2 separate regions of the Mus musculus genome follow, and region 2 is linked to region 1. The links are chromatin loops, found by intact Hi-C in ENCODE. Cell type or tissue: gastrocnemius. All regions are shown on one strand. Each heading gives the region's core, and the rest is flanking DNA. Links, peaks and the distances in the headings are about the cores only. Region 1 holds the start of Ephb1 (Eph receptor B1). Region 2 overlaps Ephb1 (Eph receptor B1).

What was found. A loop is a pair of places that touch in the nucleus more often than their neighbours do. Peaks named below come from ENCODE experiments on the same cell type or tissue, not always from the same donor. Only the 100,000 strongest peaks of a DNase experiment are listed, where the experiment ranks them.
Region 2: a loop joins it to region 1, with 2.9 times the contacts of the local background. A loop is called at or near these places in 7 of 42 quality-filtered maps.

What each region holds. Positions count from the first base shown.
Region 1 is chr9:102,348,493-102,364,987 of GRCm38, reverse strand. It overlaps Ephb1 (Eph receptor B1), which reads left to right and starts at 10,295. Exons shown (of 16, transcript NM_173447.3): 1 at 10,295-10,706. The coding sequence starts at 10,649. In gastrocnemius, for the core only: no CTCF peak of the experiment used is centred there; DNase peaks (open chromatin) are centred at 12,017, 12,343, 12,692, 13,024 and 2 more places; H3K4me3 peaks cover 2,130 bases; H3K27ac peaks cover 480 bases.
Region 2 is chr9:102,115,369-102,123,368 of GRCm38, reverse strand. All of the region lies in intron 3 of Ephb1 (Eph receptor B1), which reads left to right. Among named protein-coding and RNA genes, the nearest start is that of Gm31233, 91 kb to the left of the region's middle. In gastrocnemius, for the core only: a CTCF peak has its summit at 3,755 (motif pointing left); DNase peaks (open chromatin) are centred at 3,751 and 7,829.

The DNA of each region.
Region 1 (16,495 bases), core at 8,496-16,495:
AAAAGCAAGATGTGGATTTAAAATCACATCTCATGAGGCTGATAGAGGATTTAAAGAAGGACATAAATAACTCCCTTAAAGAAATACAGGAGAACACATGTAAACAGGTAGAAGCCCTTAAAGAGGAAACACAAAAATCCATTACAGGATTAATCCCAAAGAATTACAGCAAAACACAACCAAACAGGTGAAGGAATTGAAAAAAACCATTCAGGATCTAAAAGTGGAAATAAGTAGAAACAATAAAGAAATCACAAAGGAAGATGACTCTGGAGATAGAAAATCTAGGAAAGAAATCAGGAGTCATAGATGCAAGCATCACCAACAGAATACAAGAAATAGAAGATACCATAGAAAACATTGACATAACAAAGAAAATGCAAAAAAGATCCTAACCCAAAACATCCAGGAAATCCAGGATACATAGAGAAGACCAAATCTAAGGATAATAGGTATAGAAGAGAGTGAAGATTCCCAACTTAAAGGGCCAGTAAATATCTTCAACAAAATTATAGAAGAAAAACTTCCCTAACTAAAGAAAGAGATGCTTATGAAGAAGCCTACAGAACTCCAAATAGATTGGATCAGAAAAGAAATTTCTCCTTTCACATAATAATCAAAACACCAAATGCACAAAACAAAGAGAGTATTAAAAGCAGTAAGGGGAAAAGTTCAAGTAACATATAAAGGCAGACCTATTAGAATTACACCAGACTTCTCGCCAGAGACTATGAAAGCCAGATGATCCTGGGCAGACATCATACAGTCCCTAAGAGAACACGAATGCCAGCCCAGGCTACTATACCCAGCACAACTCTTAACAACCATAGATGGAGAAACCAAGATATTCCATGACAAAAACAAATTTACACAATATCTCTCCACAAATCCAGCCCTTCAAAGGATAATAAATGAAAAACTCAAACACAAGGAGGGAAATTACACTCTAGGAAAAAGCAAGAAAATAATCTTCTTTTAACAAACCAAAAAGAGGATAGACACAAAAACCATAGTTCCACCTCTAAAAAATAACAGGAAGCAACAGTCTTTTTTTCCCTTAATATCTCTTAATATCAATGGACTCAATTTCCCAAAAAAAGACATAGACTAACAGACTGGATATGTGAATAGAATCCAACATTTTGCTGCATACAGGAAACACACCTCAGTGACAAAGACAAACACTGCCTCAGAGTAAAAGGCTGGAAAACAATTCTCCAAGCAAATGCTCCCAGGAAACAAGCTGGAGTAGCCATTCTAATATCGAATAAAATCAGCTTTCAAACTAAAGTTTTCAAAAAAGATAAGGAAGGACACTTCATACTCATGAAAGGAAAAATCTACCAAGAAGAACTCTCTATTCTGAACATCTATGCTCCTAATGCAAGGGCACCCACATTCATAAAAGAAACTTTACTAAAGCTCAAAGCACACATTTTACCACATACAATAATAGTGGGAGACTTCAACACTCTCAGCAGTGAACAGATCATGGAAACAGAAAGTAAGCAGAGACACGGTGAAACTAACAGAAGTTATGAACCAAATGGATTTAACAGATATTTATAGACCATTTCATCCTAAAGCAAAAGAATATACCTTCTTCTCAGCACCTCATGGTACCTTCTCCAAAATTGACCATATAGTCGGTCACAAAACAGGCCTCAGCGGATACAAAAAGATTGAAATAATCCCATGCATCCTATCAGATCACCATGGACTAAGGCTGGTCTTCAATAACAACATAAACAATAGAAAACCCACATACACGTGGAAGCTAAACAACACTCTACTCAATGATAACTTGGTCAAGGAAGAAATAAAGAAAAAAACTTAAAGACTTTTTAGAATTTAATAAAAATGAAGTCACAACATACCAAAACTTATGGGACACAATGAAAGCAGTTCTGAGAGGAAAACTCATAGCTCTGAGTGCCTCCAAAAAGAAACTCGAGAGAGCATATACTAGTGGCTTGACAACACATCTGAAAGCTCTAGAACAAAAAGAAGCAAATACACCCAAGAGGAGTAGATGGCAGAAAGAACTATACAAAGAATCAACCAAACCAGGAGCTGGTTCTTTGAGAAAAATCAACAAAATAGATAAACCCTTAGCCAGACTAACTAGAGGGCACAGAGACAGTATTCTAATTAACAAAATCAGAAATGAAAAGGGAGGCATAACAACAGAAACTGAGGAAATCCAAAAAAATCATCAGATCCTACTACAAAAACCTATACTCAACAAAACTGGAAAATCTGGATGAAATGGACAATTTTCTAGACAGATACCAGGTACCAAAGTTAAATAAGTATCAGATAAACTATCTAAACAGTCTCATATCCCTTAAAGAAATAGAAACAGTCCTTGATAGTCTCCCAACCAAAAAAAAAGCCCAGGACCAGATGGGTTTAGTGCAGAGTTCTATCAGGCCTTCAAAGAAGACCTAATACCTATACTCCTCAAACTATTCCACAAAATAGAAACAGAAGATACTCTACCCAATTTGTTCTATGAATCCACAGTTACTCTGATACCTAAACCAAAAAAAAAAACAAAAACAAAAAACAAAAAAACAAAAAAACAAACCAACAAATAGAATCAATTTAAAAATACTCAACAAAATTTTCACAAACCGAATTCAAGAACACATCAAAATGATTATCCATGATGATAAAGTAGGCTTCATCCCAGGGATGCAGGAATGGTCCAATATACAGAAATCCATCAATGTAATCCAATATATAAACAAACTCAAAGACAAAAACCATATGATCAATTCATTAGATGCTGAGAAAACATTTGACAAAATCCAACACCCATTTATGATAAAAGTCTTGGAAAGATCAGGAATTAAAGGCCCATACCTAAACATAGCAAAAGCCATATACAGCAAACCAGTAGCCAACATCAAACTAAATGGAGAGAAACTGGAAGCAATCCCACTAAAATCAGGGACTAGACAAGGCTGCCACTTTCTCCCTATCTATTCAATAAAGTACTCGAAGCCTATCCAGAGCAATTAGACAACAAAGGAGATCAAAGGGATGAAAAATGGAAAGTAAGAAGGCAAAATATCACTATTTGCAGATTATATTATAGTATACTTAAGTGACATCAAAAATTCTATCAGAGAATTTCTACAGCTGATAAACAACTTCAGCAAAGTAGCTGGATATAAAATTAACTCAAACAAATCGGATGTAGGCTTGTTACATCTGATAGAGGGCTAATATCAAATATATACAAATAATTCAAGAAATTAGACTCCAGAGAACCAAATAACCCGATTAAAAATGGGGTACAGAGCTAACAAAGAATTCTCAACTGAGGAATACCAATGGCTGAGAAGCACCTAAAGAAATGCTCAACATCCTTAGTCATCAGGGAAATGCAAATCAAAACAGCCCTGAGATTCCACCTCACACCAGTCAGAATGGCTAAGATAAAAAACTCAGCAGATGCTGGTGAGGATGTGGAGAAAGAGAAACACTCCTCCATGGCTGGTGGGATTGCAAGCTGGTACAACCACTCTGGAAATCAGTTTGGCAGTTCCTCAGAAAATTAGACCCAGCAATACCACTCCTGGGCATATGCCCAGAAGATGTAATAAGGCTTCACTATGTTCATAGCAGCCTTATTTATAATAGCCAGAAGCTGGAAAGAACTCAGATGTCCCTCAACAGAGGAATGGATACAGAAAAATGTGGTATTTACACAATGGAGTACTACTCAGCTATTAAAAAACAATGAATTCATGAAATTCTTAGGCAAATGGATGAAACTTGAAAATATCATCCTGAGTGAAGTAACATAGTCACAAAAGAACACACATGGTATGCACTCACTGATAAGTGGATATTAGCCCAGAAGCTTGGAATACCCTAGATACAATTCACAAACCACATGAAACTCAAGAATTAGGAAGACCATAGTGTGGATACTTTGGTCCTTCTTCAAAGGGGGAACAAATTACCCATGGAAAGAGTTACAGAGACAAAGTGTGGAGCAGAGACTGAAGGTATGACTATCCAGAGACTGGGGATCCATTCTATATACAGTCATCAAACCCAGACACTATTGGGGATGCCAAAAGTGCTTGCTGACAGAAGCCTGTTATAGTTGTCTCCTGGGAGGCTCAACCATTGGACTGAGCACAGGGTCCCCAATGGAGGAGCTAGAAAAAGGATCCAAGGAGCTGAAGGGGTTTGCAGCCCCATAGGAGGAACAACAATATCAACCAACCAGTATCCCCCAGAGCTCCCAGGGACTAAACCACCAATCAAAGAAAACACAGGGTGGGACTCTTGGCTCTAGCTGCATATGTAGCAGAGGATAGCCTTGTCATCCATGAATGGGAAGAGAGGCCATTGGTCCTGTGAAGGCTCTATGCCCCAGTGTAGGGGAATGCCAGGGCCGGGAAGCAGGAGTGGGTGGGGCAGAGTGGGGAGGGGATAGGGGATTTTCAGAGGGGGAACCAGGAAAGGGGATAACACTTGAAATGTAAATAAAGAAAATATCTTAAATAAATAGATAGATAGGTAGATAGATAGATAAAACCCTTCTCTATCGCTTGATTTGTTTCCTGATTAGAGGAGCTCCCTCGCTGGTTCTGTTGCCTTTCTTGTTCATGTTGTTCTCTTGCCTTTGGAGCTTATGCCTTCGGAGTGTTATGTCCCCTGGAAGTTCATAAAGCATCTGTCTCAGTGGATGTCCCTCACTCGGGTTGTAAGGCTCTGCTCTTGTGTTCTCATCCTTTCTTGGGCCATCCTCATCCCTTTCCCTATCTTTGAGGACAGACTCACTCCTTTGGAATGGATTTTGTGAGCAGGTGACCTTTAATCCTTGGTTTGTCTTCGTACTTGCTTGATGTAGGCATAGGGTTGGAGGTCCAGCTGTATTCATGTGTCGGCTACTTCGCAGAGAGGAGTATGCTCTATTGAGCCTCCTCCACCCACCATCCCACCTCTCTGGTCCTCTGACCTAACCTGTCACAGGATGAAAGCCAGTTAATAAGATTCACAGACATCACTACTGTGTCCTCTCCAGTCAGTTGACTGTTCTTCAGTTCTGAAATGAGCTGTGGCTTCCTGAGCTAGTCTACCTGACCACTTGTCTCTCTTGTTTTTATGCTTCTTCCTTGGAATAAGACGATACTTGGTGTTAATCTATGGCTGTAACAACGTTATGAGGAGTAAGTTTAAGTACTATGTCCATTATGAAATTAATGGTCATAGGTTCTCTCGTAGGGCTTATGACCTGTCTAGTTAGAGGTTCTTCACTGGATAATAGTGCCGAGCATGGGTTCCATAGGAGAGTTGTTGGTTACACCCATGATGCTTGCAACACCACTACACCAGTGGGTTGGAGGATGACCAGAAGAAAGCAATGTCTTCTGGACACAACAAAGCAGCTGCACACATGGAATCACGGGAGTTATGATAACCCGCTCAAGACCTGCGCATGTGCATGCCAGACCAAAATCCGAGGATGGGGAAGGGAGGTGAGCACAAAGTTTCACCTGCAACTGCAGAGTTATTGACAATTTAACAGCTGCTCAGAGGAGGGGAGCCAGTTCCCTAGGAGCCTGTAGCCCTTGATTAGTCGACTATGTTCCATTTGAAGGTCACATCTATGAGATTCTATGGGTAGCACACATTGAACTTGATGTGTTAAAAAGTAACAAATTGATTGATGGTTTAAAGAAAATAATAAATAAATAAATAAATAAATAAATAGACACAAAGTTGGGTGGGTGGGGAAGGGGATATTAGGTCTGGAAAGAATTAGGGGAGGAATCATAATGATCAAAACACATTGCATGAGATTCTCGAAGAACACACACACACACACACACACACACACACACACACACACCCTTAAAACCTGGCTTTTAAGGAAGAGAGTTTAGCATATGGCATACGTGTGGTTGATCATTTCTTTCCTCCATCCTACTTCATCTACCTTGAAAGTGTTGTCAGTTCCTTTCATACCCTGGCAATGAGGTTGCCTGTCAGTATTTGCTACCTTGTTATGTAAACCCTCATCTGCATCTGCATCTGCTAGGAAATTTGCCCGAGACAGAAGCAGCAGCTCCTTGAAAGCCCCTGTCCAGGGGCCACTGTGGAGAGCAAGAATGAGGATGCACTTTGGCTCTTTACCTCTGTGTCTAGGAAGATGGCCGATGGTAGTAATCCTACAGAAAGAGACTAGATTACAGACATCACAGGCTCTCCCCAGAACTCTACAAGAAGCAGCAAAAACTGCTGCTGAGTGAATGCAGAAAGAACAAAGAAGTAGCAGAAGTATCTCATTGACTACCATGCACTCAAACGAATCTTAAAAGAGTCCACATACGTCTCAGAGAAGAATTAATGAAGAATATGTCTTACAGCTTAAGACTCTGCAAAGTCACAAAGTAGGTAACAAAAGCATTGCTTTATGAGGAGAATATATTTTAAAAGGAAATTCTCACATACAAGCACCCAAGCGAGCGGTCTCTCTCCAGGTTGTAAGCTAACAGGTAGAATGAAGACACAGGTTGTGTATATAATAAAAAAAGTGTGTAAGTTGGGGGCAGATGGAGAACTTTCTAACCAGGTAACCTTGAGATGAAAATGTTGCAATTGTTTTCACCAGCAACACTTTACAACCACGAGACCTCAAATTGATTCCTTGTAAGTAGTGAACTGGTGGGCTTCCTCCAAGCCTTTCAGCCAGAAGGGCCTCGGAGTCTCCCGGAAAGGGTTCGGTCCCTGCTTGGGTGTCTGCAAGCCCTCGGCTGCTGGCCTTGGTAGTGCACATCTGTCACTCTGCAGGCGTGATTTAGTGATATCAAATAGCTCAGTGATTAATCAAGAGAACAACTGAGCATTTGACATCAGAGAAGGGAAACATAGCAAAGGAAGGTGTGGTGGTGGGGTATGACATGTCCTCAGGCTTGTTGGCTTGCACCAGCCATGCTGTTTAGGGTATTTGGGGTACAACTCACTGCATGAGAAAGATCAGTACATTCCACAGGACAAAACAAAACAGCACAGCAAAAACCTAAAAACTAAAAACCAAAGCAGCAACCCTCCCCCCACAAACAAAAACCCACCCCACCTCAAGGTCTCCCCCCCCCAAAACCCAACAACAGTGATTTGATTAACGTGTTCAGGAAAAGCCTGTTTCTTCAGTTATAAGGAAAAATTAACAGGCAGGCAGCCCCCAACTGAGGGTCTTCTCCCTGAAAGCATCAGCAACTTCTAGAAGTCACAGAGGCTGTCGCCATAGTCCTTGGGTGGATACTGCCACCCCTGGCAATCCAGCCATCAATTACCTGTCTCTGCCTTCCTCCTTCCAGGTAGTATGTAGACTCTTTCCTTCTAATAGAAAGACATTTCCAGTGCAGGCACCACATGAAACAAATCAGAAGAGATGAAATTGGGAGCCTGGGTCTAGCATGGTGTATCACCTCCAAGCTGTCTCTAGAGGAAGCTCTGGAGCAATTTGAAACAGTTAGACCAAGCTTCACTAAGTAAAGGGAGGCAGGGCTATCAGACCACACTGAAGGGTCTGCTTCTCCCAGTTCCCTACTGATCTCACTCAGCAGGGGTGAGACCAGGAAACTGCTGTTTTCAGAGAGCTCAGCTGGTGGTTGAAAGACCTAGCAGGGTTCTTTTTGGATGTCTGTACTCTACTTGGTGTGCTCCAAGGGACCTCCAAGGTGTGACATTTCACAGGTGGATAGTGTCCAGTTCTATCTGCAGCCAGATCAGGGAGACCGACAGAGCACACACGGAGATGTGGCTGGAAGAGATGGATCAGAGGGACAGCAAAAAAAGCTCCTCGATGGATGTGGGTAGAAAGAGAAGGCAAGAAATTCAACTAACTTCATTTTGGTTATGAAAGTAAACACCATACATGGTGCTCAACAAACCAATGCTGTTTCTGTCCTGCCCAGCACAGCAGCTTCCGTGTTCTGTTGTCCTCAAGGCCTTTGACAGCCTAGCACACCATTGCCCACTTTTTTATTGTCATTACTCTACTATGTGATAAGTTTCCTGTCCATCATGTCCCCGGTCTGCTCCACGGTGTGCCTGGTGCACCCAGTAAACATTTCCTGAATAGGTGGGTGAATGTGGGATGGGCTAAGGTAGGATACGGAGGCACCGAGGAGCCAAGAGTTGCAGGCCAAGAGAACGCCTAGCAAAAACTGGGATGAGAATACAGTTCTGGGAATCCTGTCCTGGAATCTGGAGGCCTCGCCAGAGTGGCCTGTCTTTCTTCAGGAGACAGTGAGGAGCCGCTGGGTTGAAACACTATGAAGAGATAAGACCAAGATTAGCTTAGGAAAGATTACGCTGGCGGCAGCACTCAGCGGGGTTACAGAGGACAGAAACCGGGTGGCCAGTTAGATTCTTCAGTTGTCCAGAGGGAGGAGGGGTGACACAGAGCTGAGACAGATGGATAGACCTGAGACAAAGGCATAAAGAAGAGGAAGCAGGAGAGGGGGTTTTGCTGGGTGTGCTTGGTGGGGTGGAGGGAAGGAAAGAGCCCACAAACCACTCATGCATGCACCCAACATCCATCTGAGATCATCTACCCACCCCACCCATCCATTCATCTGCTTGTCATCATTCATCCATCCATCCATCCATCCATCCATCCATCCATCCATCCACCCATTTATCCATCCATTCATCTGTCCATTCACCTATCTGTCTGTCCATCCACCCATCCATTTGTCTGTCCATCCATCCATCCATCCATCCATCCATCCATCAGTCTGTTTTCCATCCATCATCTATCTATAATCCATCCACAGGGATGGATGCAGTTGGTCACCAGTGCAGGGAGGGGGAGGGGTTTCAAGGTAAGAGCTTTGGGGATTCCTCTCTTAGAGGCTGGAGGGATGAAGGAGGAAGGGCAAGAAGTAGTAAGACAGGTAGGCAGTGAAATTGGACTGTGGAGAGTGTTGCCAAAGCTGCAAAAGACCCAGTACTCACCCATGTCAGAGAGGGGCATCCCTCACTTAAGGGACTTCAAGACACAGTGCTGTGGAGGGACAAAGAGCAGCTGAGGTAGTATTAGGGAAGATTAAGCAGCGGTCACTGACGTCATCCTTTCAGGTTCTGAGGCCGGATGGGTGGATGGTAGGGGAAGACACAAACAGCCTGTGTCAAAGTCTGGGAAACAAAGACCTGTCAGAATCAGGGGTCTGAGTGTGGCTGGGGTGGTGAAGAGGGAGGCAGTGTCTGTGAAAGACAGAGTAAGTACCCAGGGTGGGGAATCAATGTAACTAAATTCCCAAAGGAGAGTTGCCAGATGTTAATGTCTTTAAAAGGTTTGGGGAGGGGGCTGAAGCCCCTCCCACATGAGTCTTCCAGGAGCATCCCTAACCTTGCGGGAGGAGGTGAGGACCTTCTGCCACACAGCTTCTGACAAGCATCAAGGCCAGGGCCGGATCTGAAACAGCCTGACCTGATCAACAGACAGCAAAATGGGGCATTATCATCAGAGCTGATGGTGGGAAACCACTTCTATTCTGGAGCCTGGTTTTCCTGTGGTTGCAGAACTCAGTCCTTCCCACCTACCTCCAGGCCTGGTTCAAAGCAATGTCTCCCTTCCCCATACCCCAACAAGTTGTCAGACTTTCGGCTGTTTCTTCATGTCTTCCCATTATGACTGTCTTCTGACAGCAGGCCCTACAGTGGATGCTCAGAGATCCACCTGGGAAGAGACTTTTGGAGATATACAGCTGAGGATATGATAGGAAGCCCACAGGGTGTTCTAACTACCCCCGAGCAGCCGGCCATAAAGTCTTGAAACCATATTCACTCACTCCACAGATGCATGCCAAGAATAAGACACTGTTAAGGTTCCAGGAATTCTGAGTGAACGAGATCAGACAAGACTCAAAAATAAACAAAATTGATTAGTAAAATGATATAGGGTGGCGGCATTCTGCATAGGAATAGTCAGGAGTAGCTGTGGGGTGTCTGTAAGCATAAGGGACCTCAGTTGACTTCTTGGCTGAGCCCCTCCTTTTCAGCTTGGGGAAAGCGAGCGTGCGAGGCTGCAGTTCTCCTAAATCACCACAAGAGGGAGCGCGATCACCTCCTAGCGCCTTCCTAACCCTCCCACACAGCCTTGCAAGCAAAAGTTTTTCTTAAACTAACAATGCCAGTGTAAGGAGGTGCTCGCGCCTGATTGGATGAGGGAATTTTGCAGGTTTGATTCCTTGATTGGACAGGAGGTGTTAGGGGTGGAGAGAGAGCTGATGGTGGGGGATCCCGCTCCCTCCCCCGTCAGTCTGGCCCGCTCTGTCCTCCCGTAGGCTCCGCTGTAGCTCGCAATGTGACACCAGGACGCACACGCTCTCGCGCGCTCTCCCAGGCTCGCTCTCCCTCACCCTCTCTCACACACGCACGCACACACCCACCTCTCCCATAAACACACACACACACATGCACACCCACATCCACGCGCGCCCGCACCGCCCCACGCGCGCACACTCCCGCCCACGCCCACGCCGCGCTCCGGGGAGTCCGGTCCCGGCCAGAGCGCGAAAGGACACGGAGAAGCCACCCGCCGGGAGCGCAGCGGCGCCCTGGGACGCGGCGCGTCTCCGCTGGGGCTCGGCCTGGGGGCCGCTGGCCGGCGATGGCCCTGGATTGCTTGCTGCTCTTCCTCCTGGCATCTGCAGTGGCCGCGATGGAAGGTAACGTACCCTTCGCGGAGCAACTTGGTGGCTGCCGGCTGCCAGTTCATGGGTGCCGCGCGCTTTGCAGGGCTCCTTTGGCTGCTCGGCCGGGCATCCTGGTGCTGGAGAGAGAGAATGTCACCGATCCTGGGTAGAGATGGGGCACCGGGATGGGGCGGTACCCACAGGCATGCCCTGCGCCGACCCTGGGCGCCCACAGCAGGTTCGTTCGCACGCAGAGTCTTTCGGCTCCTGCGCTCTGGTGCTCCCAGACAGCACGATCACCGGACATCTCCGGCTTAGAGAGCCTGGATCCCGCTGCATTGCGGTGCAAGCTCCTTAGCTCTGGGCGAAGCTGGTCTGGGAAGCGATACCTCGGGCCACTGGGCTCCTAGAGTCGGCACCTTCGGCTCTTTCTATCCCGGGCCTGGATGCGCTGGCTGGCGAGCGGTAGCTTGCTGTCTCCCTTTCGCAGTCTGAGGTTTCCGGACTCTGGGCTCCGCAGGCAGGCTGCTTGGGGGATCACAGAAGGTCCTACTAGTACCCCAGCAAGTGACTGCCAAACGAGAGGGGCCAAATCCATTGACCGCACCCTGGGGGGGAAATCAGCCCTAGAAGCTGCCGGGTTGCAATCTTCCAGGGACAGCAAGTGCGAGGCGGACGCCTTTCTCGCCTTCTGAGCTTTGGAGCAGGGGTGGGCTTGGGTGAGTGCTGGCGGTGCTTAAACTCATCCGGCAGTTAGAAGAGACTGCGTGGCTGCGAGCCCACGAGCCAAGACACCATCCCTGCTGGCTCAGCGTGGTTGTGCCTCCCGCTGGTGGCCAGCCAAACCCGCTCAGCGGACCCCTTACCCGGCGCACCCAGGAGCCCCGGCGCTCAGGGCTCCCGCGAATCCCGTGGGAAATCCCTGCTCGCCTCCCCGCCTCCCGCCCCCTTCCCCGCCCCCAACCTTCCCTGCGGAGCCGCGGCGGCCGCCACCTCCAGGGACGCATCTCAGTAGAGAAGGAGCAGTTAGAGTTATCTCGAACAGAGCAACTCTGGGGTGAGGCGCCGCCGCCACGCCACCCCTGCTGGAAGCCCCACATCCCGATGGATGTCTCTGGCCAGGTGGACTCCACCCGTAGGGACATTCCTCGTGGAAGGTTCGCAGCTCTCTGTTTCCCCTGTTGTGTTCCCATTTGAGAGCTGGCTCCACTGGATTGCAGGTTCCAGGTGAAACGGACTCGTTCAGTGGAAACTCCAGACCAACATTGGTCCAGCGTCTCTAACCCTTCCAGTAAGCACTGGCATACACCCGTGCCCCTCTTGGTCATAGCAGGGAAGATGTCTTAGCCATGGCAAAGACTACCGCTGCTCAGTCTCCGTGGAGATGGGTAAGCGAGGAAGCAGCAATTACTGCACAGAAAGCTCTCGCTTGTTTCCTGAAGGTGGCTTTTTGTTTGCGCTTGACCTCCTGCTGCCCTGCGAGGCTGCTGGTCTTCGTGTGTGTGTGTGTGTGTGTGTGTGTGTGTGTGTGTGTGTGTGTGTGTGTGACTTTTGGAATGTGCAGGGTTTCGACTGGTATGGAGTGTGGCTAGCACCCCAGCGTAGGCTTGAGGTTGATTCATCCGGAGACACGTGCAGAAGCAGTCGAAATAGAAAAGGAGAGAAATCACCCCGCAACAAAGCCGGTTGAGAACTGTCGCAAGGTGGAGTGGCCTACAGGACTGTGAGCTGGGGTGGCTTCAAGTCTTCAGTTTGGGGCTGCGCTGGTCCGGTTTACCTCTCTTTGCACCTCCGAAGGGTCAGGGATTCGGTCTCAGATGTACACTTTAGGAAGTGCGCTCTCGGCTTTGAGTCTCAATAGATGGAGGGAATGTGTATATAGGCAAACTAGTTTGCAGAGCAAATTCGAGGGAACAGAACACATCAGGCGCCAGGACACATTCCTCCTGAAACACTTGTCGTCCCTCCCCCCACTAGTCCCTTGCCTTCCTGGCGGAGCTGTTCATGGGTGCCATTGTGTACCCAGTCTGGTGTGCATGGGCCGTATCACCTAGGCCTGCTGCCAGGGTCTACTTCGGAGCTGTGGCCCGTCTCTCAGTGTCCAGGTTGGGAGCTTTACCCCTTGCTAGGCAGGAAAGCCTTATTCTGGGGATTGAAAAAAAATCTCTGAAAGGGTTAAAAGAAATACCACATTCAGCAGAATATTAAAGCAGAGTCTTGCCCCTGCTCAGCGCGCAGGGGCAGAACACACCATTCACTCCCTCCTTTTTCTCGAATGACAACAGGCAGGTTCATTTTCTCCTCTCAACACACAGAGCCGCCTTCCCGCCTGCCTGGCTGGGTTGGGGCCAGCCTCATTTGGTTTGTGATGAGCACGGAATAATTCTCAGAGGAGTGGATCAATGAGCCGCCTACACAGACAGCAGGGCCCTCCCCAAACTCAGCTCTGGGGAGGCAGTGTTCTCCTCCGTGGTTTCAGCCAGTTCATCTTGTCTTTTTCCTGGCATCTCTGGGGTGGGTGGATTTCAGGCAGGTCCTCAGTTTAAGCTGGGGCGGGTACAAAAGAACAGTGCCTGTCACTCGTGGTCCTGATGGGGAGATGTGGGTGAAGGAAGTCAGGTCCCTAATGTGACCTGTGTCTGGGTGGAGGAAGGAAGGTAAAAGAGAGAGAAAGGAGGGAGGGAGGGAGGGAGGGAGGGAGAAACAGCGGGTGTGTTCCGGGATCTACACTACCTGGTCTAAATGAGGTAGGGACAGAATGAGGGTAGAGGGACATGTCATCTGACCGGAAGCTGGTTGGTCTTTATATGGGGGAACCAGACTGAAAGAGAACATATCTCCTCCCTTCCCTCCTGCCTGTCTCCCTTTCCAGCCAGTCTGCTCTGTGAGGTGTTAGGAGAACACAAGCAGTGCAGGGGAAAGGCTTTGCTGGGCTTTCTGGATTGGTTTTCAGAGGGGACCCAGACAGATGGTGAGAGCTGTTGATGTCCTCTGGGCTTTGGGACACAAGGTCTCCCCATAGACACCCACTTCTCCACGAAGCCGGACCATGGCCTCTGGCTTTTTTTTTTTTTATCTCTAGCTCTGTCACTTGGAGACTATCATCCACCTCCCACCCTCAGTACCTTCACTATCTAGTGAATTTAGGGCCCTCCCATTCCAGTCTTAGATGCTGGAACCAGACCACAGTTAAAGAGCCACTTGTGTAATATTTAAGTTGAGAAAAAAAAAACTATAAATAGTCTGAAAGAGTTCTGTGGAATACGAAGACTCAAGAAAGCCATGCTATTGTTGCATGGGAAAGAGGGAGAGACTATTTTGAAACCCCAAAGAGGGGACAGCCATTGTGGTCAAGGGTTCTAAGATATCTGGAAGCCTGTGTTTGCCTGGGCAGCTTGCTGTGAACTCTTGGCTCCAAGTTCAGCAAGTTCACTTTCTGTAGGCTCCCTAAGAAGATCCCGATGCCCCTGGGAACACCGTCAGGAGGATAGGTCCGCATTAGACTGCAGTCCAAAATCTGGGGGAGGTTTCACTTCAGTCTGCACTGACCAAGTTGGAATGAATTGGGCGTCTGCAGTTTTACCGAAGTGTTTGATATTTGAGGGAATAGGCAGCTTAGAGTCAGTAGATTTTGAAACTGCTGGGGAGAAGTATTCTGACACACACACACACACACACACACACACACACACACACACACACCCCTCCGTCAGTCTTTACAACATTTTTATTATCAAGCCCTGTCCCGTTTTTCAGGCAAGAATTCTGAGACACACCAGTCATACTTAATATTTAATAAAGACACCTGTCTGGAAAGTGGTCAAGCCAGAATTTGAACACAGGCAGTCAGGATGTAGGACCTGTGTTCTTACCTACACCTCCTCTTTCCGCCTCCAGCATAAGCTTTATGTGGAACCTGTTTGGCCTCCATTCACGGGTGGAAAGAGCTTGGTGCCAGCTCAGCTAGTGGCTGTTGGGGTCCTCACTCACCAGTCGGGCTTCCAGGTCTCCATGGTCTTGGAGAAGAGAAATGACTCCATGCTGACAACAAAGAGTCACTGCCCACAAAGCTCCCCTATATTTCTTTCTCCTGCCCCTCCCCTGGACACACCAAGACCAACGTCTCTACGGAGATGGCTCAGGCCCTTACCTGCCACCACGGGTCTGGAGCATACCTGTCACCTGGATTCCAGGAGTCTGCTCCTTGGAGGAGCTCCCTCTATTTCTCTCTCTTCTGCCCTAGCCACTTAAGGAACCTGAATATTTCTATTAAATTTCCCTGTCTCGGAAGATGGTGGAGAAACAGCACATTGGATGTCTGCCCTTCTGAGGAAATTACTATAATAATAAAGTAATGCCTTGGGAGAGATTTCATATTTAAAAGAAAAATTTTGCATGCGAAATGCCTCGGCTCTGTCTGCAGATTCCATTTCGGTTGCAGCTATAGGTGGAGCCCCTGGGTTGGAGTGTTCAACCACACTCACACTGGAAGGGGACACTGCCTAAGTGGTTGACTCAGGGCATCTACACCATCAAAAAAAATCCCGGATGTTTTTAGACCACCATGCTGGTTTGGCCACTCTCTGAAGGTTAAACTATAATGGACAAATATTCCAAGGAGACCCATAGGATGGTCGGTGGACCCTCGATGTATGGGAATCTACTTTTCAATGCTCGAGAGTCAGTTAAGATGCACAATCACACGCCCCCTTCCCGTGACTCAGTTTCCTCAGTGTTGAGTCGGACTGGGAGAGAGGAGCGTGCAGAGAGAATAGCAGAAACTCAGAGCTGGGTGTATTCTAGGCTTAAAGTGGTGGGCAGATGGATAATTACAAATTAAGTCCTGTGAGGGGCAAGGCGACCCCTGGGGGATTGGGACTAGTGCATGGATCCTTACACTGGATCCTCATAGGTAGTTGAAGATGTCCTCTCAGGCATTCAATGTCCAGTCATCCTAGACTAATGAGGAGGAAGTCTTGGTGAGCATCAAGAAGGGCCTTGGCCCAGCACTCTTATGGGGCAGACTATGCTGTAGGAATGCCCTCTGACTAGTAGCAAGTTTAGGTGTATGTAGGCAGTGCAGGCAACATGATATCATGGTCCCCACTGGCACCACGTAGAATTGTGAGCCAGGTGCCTCTCAGTGACGTTAAATGCATTTGTCTCTGCTCTCTTTAATGAGTTTCATCTCCACCCCAGTCTAGCAAATGGGTCCCGTGTTACTTTCTGTGAGGCAGTGACCAAGAGCAGCTGGCACAGACAACTGAGAGCAGGGGACATTTATTTTTCTCATGGTTTGGGAGGACTCAGTCATCTTTAGGGGGGAGGCTTGGCGAGCGGTCCATATCATGATGGAGGAAGAGAGAAAGCAGAGAGAGAGAACTCTGGTCCTGGGCTAGCCGCCTCCTCTCCCCTCCCTTATCCTCTCCTCAGGTCAGTGCCCTCAGCCCATAGTGCCACCCACATTCAGGGTGGATGCCCCCCTCAGTTAATATTCTCTGGAGAAACAGACACACTCTGCCATCTCACGAATCCCGTGGCAGAGCTAATCAAGCTGCCTTGCGTTCACTCACCCTCGAGGGTACGCTTCATTCCGCCATAGTGTTCAGCTCCCAAAGCGTCGACCTCACCTGCCTGCCCTCTTACTTTCTATCAATTGTGGGTGGAGTGTTAGCTCCGGAAAGATGTCCCACGCTGAAGATCAGGGGACAACCTTCACCACACCCTAATAACCCTGCTGGTAACAAGTACAACCAGATGACACACCCGCTAAAGAATTGGGTCCCACCTCTTTCTGTCACCAGTGCAGATGTTTCCCCAGG
Region 2 (8,000 bases), core at 1-8,000, 230 kb after region 1:
AGGAGAAATCCGCCTGAATCCTCGTGATAACAATTTTACATCTATAATTCCTTCCTCTTCCTACAGCATTGGAATTTGATGGGGATTAGCAGTGGCCAGCTGCAGAATGCCAGAGCCCCTTAGGAAAGGCTCAGCTAGGACTTTACTTAATGAATACTTTCAGAGGGGATTTTCTTTTGTGACAAAAAAAAAAAAGGCTGCTGCTAAGAGATGGGTTCCACTGCCTGAGGCCCCTTCCTGGGGCTTCTGAGGTTTAAGTAAATAAGTGAGGCAGGGGAGGGGAGGTGGGTTACACACTCAGGGGTTTGAAGTGCTGGTATGTTTTGTATGGACAGTGCAGAGATGTGGGAGGGGCTGAGGGCCTTCACTGAAGTTATTTCCTCAGATGCAAACATCCCTCCTGACTCTTTATAAAGAAGCCCATGTTACCCTCCCCCACTGCCCCTGAGCATTCTCTAGGAAGAGGATGAGGAGGGATCGGGACTGTCAAGGTCTGAAGTCAAGAAGCCAAACACCCGAAGCAACAGATTTGAGATGGCAAGGAGAGCTTTTCAGATCAGATCTGGGATGTCCAGTTATATTGACATTTGGGAGTATGTCTGTCCCTGTCTCCGTCTGTTTCAGGTTGCCCTAACAGAATAGCAGAGACTGGATCAGCTATAAATGAATAGAAAATGTATTGGCTCGGAGATCTAGAAGCTGGGACATCTTGGATAGAGGGTGTAGCTATGTTTGGCTAAAGCCGTCTTGCTGTGTTTAGTGACTTACATGGGATGGGGGTGGGAGGAGAGGGAGAGACAAGGATTCCCTTTTAAAAACTCTAGCTCCCACAATAACACCCTAAATCTGATCCGGAGGATAGAGTCCTCCAAGGCTGAACCATCTCCCTTCAAGCTACTCTGGAACACTTGCATTAGAGATTAAGCTCCCGGAATTTGGGGGTGCAGTCAAACCAGGTAAGTGCCAAGTGGATTTCACACAAGAAATACATTTTTTGTGTGTCTCCCATGCAATATTTAGAGCACACATTAAAAAAAAAAAAGGGTTCTTGATGGTTTGTCTAAAATTTCCATTAGGCTAGATGTCCTGTGTGTTTGCTAGGGAAGTCCCACATCTCTGCTGATGGCTTCTTTCTTGCTGTGCTGGTTCAGGTCTTGTTCTCTGAGCTGCATTGCTGAGTTTGCCTTTCTAGGGTGCTTGTTTACTCCAGAGCAAGACACTTGCACCTAAGTGGGCAAGCTGTCCCCTTATTTTTTTCTGGTTCACCCAAGTAGCTAGCGCATCTCCCAAATGATGGAAAGAAGCCTCGTGATCCATGTCCCAGGGTTTCTTCTTTACTTGTTTGGACAGCTTCGCACAGCAAGCAAATGCTCGACTTCTGCATTACATTTGTAAAAGCCCACTGCCCACTTGCAGGATGACATACCCTTGACCCTGTCCTCTATTTATACTAAAGGGAGTACGGAATATTTGAGACCCTAATTAGAGTTTGGTAATTTTCTCTCTTGACTCTTGCAAGTTAGTACATAAGAGTAAGCCGAGCTTTTTTTGGTTGGGAGACTATTGATGACTGCTTCTATTTCTTTAGGGGAAATGGGACTGTTTAGATCATTAATCTGATCCTGATTTAACTTTGATACCTGGTATCTGTCTAGGAAGTTGCTGAGTATAGCCTTTTGTAGTAGGATCTGATGATGTTTTGGATTTCCTCAGGATCTGTTGTTATGTCTCCTTTTTCATTTCTAATTTTGTTAATTACGATACTGTCCCTGTGCCCTCTAGTTAGTCTGGCTAAGGGTTTATCTATCTTGTTGGTTTTCTAAAAAAAAAAAAAAAAAACAGCTCCTGGTTCGGTTGATTCTTTGAATAGTTCTTTTTGTTTTTACTTGGTTGATTTCAGCCCTGAGTTTGATTATTGCCTGCCGTCTACTCCTCTTGGGTGAATTTGCTTCCTTTAGTTCTATGAACTAACCAGTACCCCCAGAGCTCGTGTCTCTAGCTGCATATGTAGCAGAAGATGGCCTAGTCAGCTATCATTGGGAAGAGAGGCCCTTGGTCTTGCAAACTTTGTGTGCCCCAGTACAGGGGAACGCCAGGGCCAAGAAGTGGGAGTGGGTGGGTTAGGGGAAAAGGGTGGGGGTGGAGGGTATAGGGAACTTTCAGGATAACATTTGAAATGTAAATAAAGAAAATATCTAATAAAAAAATAGCTGTTTAAAAAAAAAAAGTAAACTGAGACTAGAGTAGGGCTCTCCACAGAGCCGGTGTCCTCTCTGAGACTAAGACTCCTCCCTCAGGATGCATGGTGCCTCTGGGGCTGAGGCTTGCCTGAAGACCCACCCTCTTTAGCTCTCCTTCCTCCCTAGGCTGTCACTCACCATCTCCTGATTTGCCCCTCCTATGGGAGCCCTCCCTAATCACCCTCTCTGGGGAGGCACACCTCTCTGTGTCTGCTTTGTGGACGACCTGAGGACTCCTTCTTTCGATTGCCCCTTCCTTCTCCCATAGAAGGTCCTGTTCCAGCTTCATTCTGCACAGACATTCTTTGCCTGGCTTCTTTTAATGGAAGTCTTTTGTATTCATATGACTTTATCGTCCTCTGGCTGGATCATGTCTTCATGCTAGCAAGAATATCGTGCCTTAGACTGCTCCACAAGTCCTTTGTTGAGCTAGCATTTGAGAATGAAGAAGCGGGAAGAGGCAGGTGTACCTATTCCCCGAGGCTGGTTGGAAAAGCAGATGGTGTGGTAGAGGTTGCAGGTCAGGCCATGGTGGCTTCTTAGTGATTCCCACACCACCCCTGTCTTCTGAGCTTCACTCAGCCATGGTTTAACTATCAAGGGTGGGCTCATGAGAGCAAGTAGCATAGTAACTGATTGACAGGTGGAGTTTGTATAATGCATGTCCAAGCAGTGAATTCATAAAGAAACGAATTCTAATTATAATGGAACTTGTCTCACTTTCAAATGACTAGAAGAAGGGAGGAGGGGGGAGGAGGGATGGGGTGGGAAGGAGGGAGGGAGGAAGGAAAAGAGAGGAGAGAGGAGAGAAAGGAGAGAGAGAGAGAAAGAGAGAGAGATCCACCTGTTTATTGTAGCTCCCCAGAATGTCAAGGGGCAGGAATTTCTATTTATGTCACCAGCAGAATGGTTTGTGGAGAGTCTGTTGTCACCATCATCAATGTGACAAATAAAAGGAAGATGGAACATCTCCTGAATGGTGTGCAAGTGTGACCAAGCTGTGCTTTCCTGGAGACAAGCAGCATTACCTGCATCCACTAAGTAACCAATCCCCGTGGATAAGGACAGTCTCGAGTCTTGGCACACAGAGCTATCTCAGTATGAATGGTGGGCTGAGCAGGGCTCGGTGTGCAGCAGGGTAGAGTCAAGAGCACAGTTCCAGGACCATGGAGGTAGCCAGTTGGTAAAATGCCTGAATCAGGACCTGAATTCAATCTGTAGAACCTCCCTATGTGAAGAAAGTCCTTCACAGTGGTGTATACGCAGTCCCTGAGCTGCGGAGGTGGGAACAAGCAGAGCCCTAGGGCTTGCTGGCCAGCCAGCCAGTCCTACTTGGAAGTCCTCTGTGAAAAAGTGAGACTCTCTCAAGAGAGAAACATGAGTGATGGTGTGCTGGTTAGTTTATTCCACTTGACACATGCTGGAATCATCAGAGAAGAGGGAACCTTAGATGAAAAAAAATGACACTTCAAATTGGCCTGTAGGCAAGCTGCAGTGCCGCCCCCTGCAGGTGGTCCAGAGGTGTGCAAAAAGGAAACGCAGCAAGCCCAAAACATCACACCAGTAATAGCACCCCTCCACGGCTTCTGCTTCACCTCCTACCTCCAGGTTCCTGCCTTGAGTTCCTGCTCAGCTTTCCATTTGGAATGGACTACCAACAGGAAGCTGCAATAAACAGTTTCTTCTCTGAGTTAGTTTTGGTTATGGTGTTTTATCACAGAGATAGAAACCAAACTACAAATGTATGGCTTTGAAGAGACACCATGGCCAAAAACACTTATAAGAAAAAAAATTTAATTGGGGGCTTGCTTGTAATTTCAGCGGATGAATCCATGACCATCATGGTGGGGAGCATGGCAGCAGGCAAGCAGGCAGGCATAACCTAGGCAACTTATAAAAGAAGCGCTTGATTTGGGGGCTCATGATTCCAGAGGGGAGCAGGGAGCCCACAATCTTCATGTTGGGAGCATGGCAGCAAGCAGGGATATGCAGACATGGCACTGGAGTAGACCTGAGAGTTTATATCTGATTAAGCACACACACACACACACACACACACACACACACACACACACACACACACAGAGAGAGAGAGAGAGAGAGAGAGAGAGAGAGAGAGAGAGAGAGAGAGAGAGAGAACAGAGAGAACAGTGACAGAGAGAAAGAGAGAACTATGGGCTTTTAGAATCTCAAAGCCTCTTCCCATAGGCCACACCCCCTAATCCTCCCTAAACAGTTCTACCAACTGCAGAATGAGTATTCAAATATATGAGCCTATGGGTGGGGGAATTCTCATTGAAATTGCTGGAGCTGATGAATGCCACCATAAGTCTCCCTCTGGCCTCAACAGATATGCACACATTTGCACATATGCACACTCAGCTGCACATGCATTCTCTCTCTCTCTCTCTCTCTCTCTCTCTCTCTCACACACACACACACACACACACACACACACACACACACACACACACACACACACGCATCTGCACACACATGCAGATTGGGTATGTACCAAGGTTCCAATCTGAGATCTGCTTCTGTATCCCTCTTGATTAGCATGGGCCGCTTTCCTCCCTCCCTCCCTCCGCCTCCGAGTCTTTGGAAATCCAGGTAATTGTGCTTGTTTCCTGGAGTTGTTGAAAAGATCAAACAAGATAATGTAGGCAAAGGTCTTCTGCACAATGCCTAGCCCTTCGTGAATGTTTGATAAATGGTACTGATTATTACTAGAAAACATATTAATTAGGTCTGTAATGTCTGAACACATTTGGCTGTTTTTAAAGTGATGCCATTTAAGCTAAATTAAGCTCCCTGTTTAATTCGATGATATTCTTAGCTCATGCATTACAATACAGAAATGGGTTTTCCCTAAATGTATTTTTTCTCCCCCACTCTGACCTTTGTGCTTTTAATATTTGGAGGCATTAAACAAGCTAAGTGGTTGTTCGGGAGCTGCCTGAGAATGTAGTGCTCCTATAGCACAGTGGCTATGAAGGACAGCTCCATGGAAGCGCTGGAGAGCCTTCCAGGAGGTCCTAAGGACACTTGGAGATGCCCTTTGCTGATCCCTCTGTGCTCATATCTTTGTGGATGATGCAGAAGGCAGCAAGAGAAAGCTTGCCGTGACTGACAGGGACCCAGTCTCCAGTGACATCAAAGTATCCTGGCGGTCACCATGTCCTCTGCTTCTTGCTAAATCAAATAAAATAACATAAAATAAAAGGCACAATCACTTAAGAATTTCTTTAATGAACTGCCCAAAGTTGGTGATTTTTATGAAATCCACATCCTGAAGCCTTTTAATTATCTGCATGATAAAGTGCTGAATGCTGATGAGGGCCTCTGCTGCATATTGGAGTGTCTGGGCTGCCTTAAGCTGAACACTTGAGGTGCAAGGCCAATATGTCTCTTTGTGTGTGTGTGTGTGTGTGTGTCGGTCTGTCTGTCTGTGTCTATGTATATGTTTTCATGTCTGTGTTTGCCTTTGTGTATGTGTTTTTGAGTTTTTGTGTGTCTGTGTGTCTGTGTATGTGTCTGTGTATGTCTGTGCGTGCCTCTCTCAGTGGGTATCTCTCTTTGTATGTATCTCTGTGTTTAAGTGTGTGTGTGAGTGTCTTTGTGTGTCTTTGTATGTGTCTCTTTCTGTCTCTCTGTGTGTCTCTGTGAGTGTCTTTGTTTCTCTCTCTCTCTCTCTCTCCCTGTGTGTGTGTGTGTGTGTGTGTGTGTGTGTATCTATGCCTGTACATGCATGTGTGGAGGCCAGAGGAGGATGTCAGGTGTCTAACTCTATCTTTCTCCAATTATTCCTCTGAGACAGGATTTCTCACTGAACTCTAAGCTATCCTGATGACATCAAGCCCCAGTGAGCCTCCTGTCTCTGCTCCCTACTGCTCTGGGCTTAGAAAGATCTGCATAACTCAGGGTTATTTATGAAATGATTTATATATATTGTGACCAAATCAAACAGGAGTGAAAATTCCATCAAAGTTCCAAATGGATGGATGGTGTTAGAAATATATCAACGTAAAAGTTTATTTGGTTGGGCTTAAGACCCCTATTTCATCTTAACTCACCAAGTGTTGTAGCGACATTGAAGAAGAGCCAGGGTGATCTGAGGAGGCTGCCTTTCTGTTTGCTACCTGCACATCTGTGAGGTGACCTTTTCTTCAGATAACTCAGTCATGTAGTTTATACATGGTCAGCTTGAGGGCAGAAGTGATGGGGATCCAGGTGCCTTCTGTTGATACAGGTATAGCATACTACACACTTGCTTCTAAAGACAAAATTATGCTCATTAAAGCTCTCTCTCTCTCTCTCTCTCTCTCTCTCTCTCTCTGTGTTTCTATGTGATATGTCAACTATTAGAGTCCTCCAAATTTTCAAGAGTCAAAAGTAGCCATGAAACTAAAAGTGTTTGAGTGCTACTGGCCTACTCCTGCATGAACAGGTGCCGTTCTGGCTAAACCGCCCATCTTTGGTACTTCATTGTCGTTATATATCACAATGTTGTGGGTGCTTCATCTCCAGCTGCTTTACGTGCTCCTTAAAGGCAGCTTCTTCCTCTAGTTTGTGTCTTCATAAACCAGGCTGTGCCTGAGCAGGTGGGGCTTGCTTGGTGCATATTTAACGAGTTGGATGTCAGATTGTCCTTCTGTCTATAAAAATCGAGGTCATCTTGCTTACAGGTTCAGATCCTAGGATCTGCTATCAGAGGTCTGTAGCTCCTGGTCTGCCTCCTGGTGTCTATCATCTGGTGAGGTCTTGCTTTCTGTTCTAAGGCACTCATAATCTAGGTGAGGAGTGCTGATGTCCTGACACCAGGCTAGACCTTCTGAATATGGACCTTTGGTGTAGACCCAACATTCCGTGCCTCAACAAGCCTTTCAGAACACCACGAGTCCCCAAAGTTTGAGGACCTCAAACTATCTTTTATTCTCCTCTAACATGGAGACTGTCACTCTGAGTCCACGGGCTACTGACAGGTCATGTAAGACTGTTCTCCAATGCATGGCAGTGAGGTTAAAACACTTAGGAAGCCATGTGTCCCTCATTTTAAATGGAGAAAGAGTTGGTTATGTTCTGTCTACTTGTATTACCCAACTCTCTTGCCTATGGGCATTAACCATTACCCATATTCTATGGCTTTAAGCTCAAGATAATGAAGGTGGCTGAACCAGGAAATAGAAAGGCATACCGATTGGTGGCAGGATAGGGTATAGCCAGGTCCCCCAAGGCTTCTAATTTCCTCTCCCCTCCTTTGTGGAAATCTGTTGACCTTTATTTCTGAAGCCACACTGAACCCATCTTAGGGTGGAACAGTACACAACAGCCCAGTGAACGCAAAAAAAAAAAAAAAAAAAAAAAAAAAAAGCCTTGATGGAGTTGGGGCAGGAATAAGTGAAGTGACAGTTTTGAGAAGGGTCAAGAGAGGAGGAATGCCAGGCAAATTAGAGCAAGTGACCTTTGCAGATGGCAGCTGGGGAGACAGAAGGTGAGATCCTGTCATTCCACATTGAGCCGTTGACAAAGAGCCCGAATCAGCGCCTTGGCAGACAGGTGCTTAAGCTTCCTGGTGTCACAGTCACAGGCCCGGCTTATCAGTGGACCCATTCCGGTGAACCTATTAAAGGTCCACTGGCATCGGCAAATCTTCTTGCTAATTGGAAAAGCGTCAAACTGCACAGCCAGCAAGAGCCATTGAGGATTCAGAGCTTTTGGAGGACCGGCTGACCCATTAACTGCTTCCGGCACTGAGCA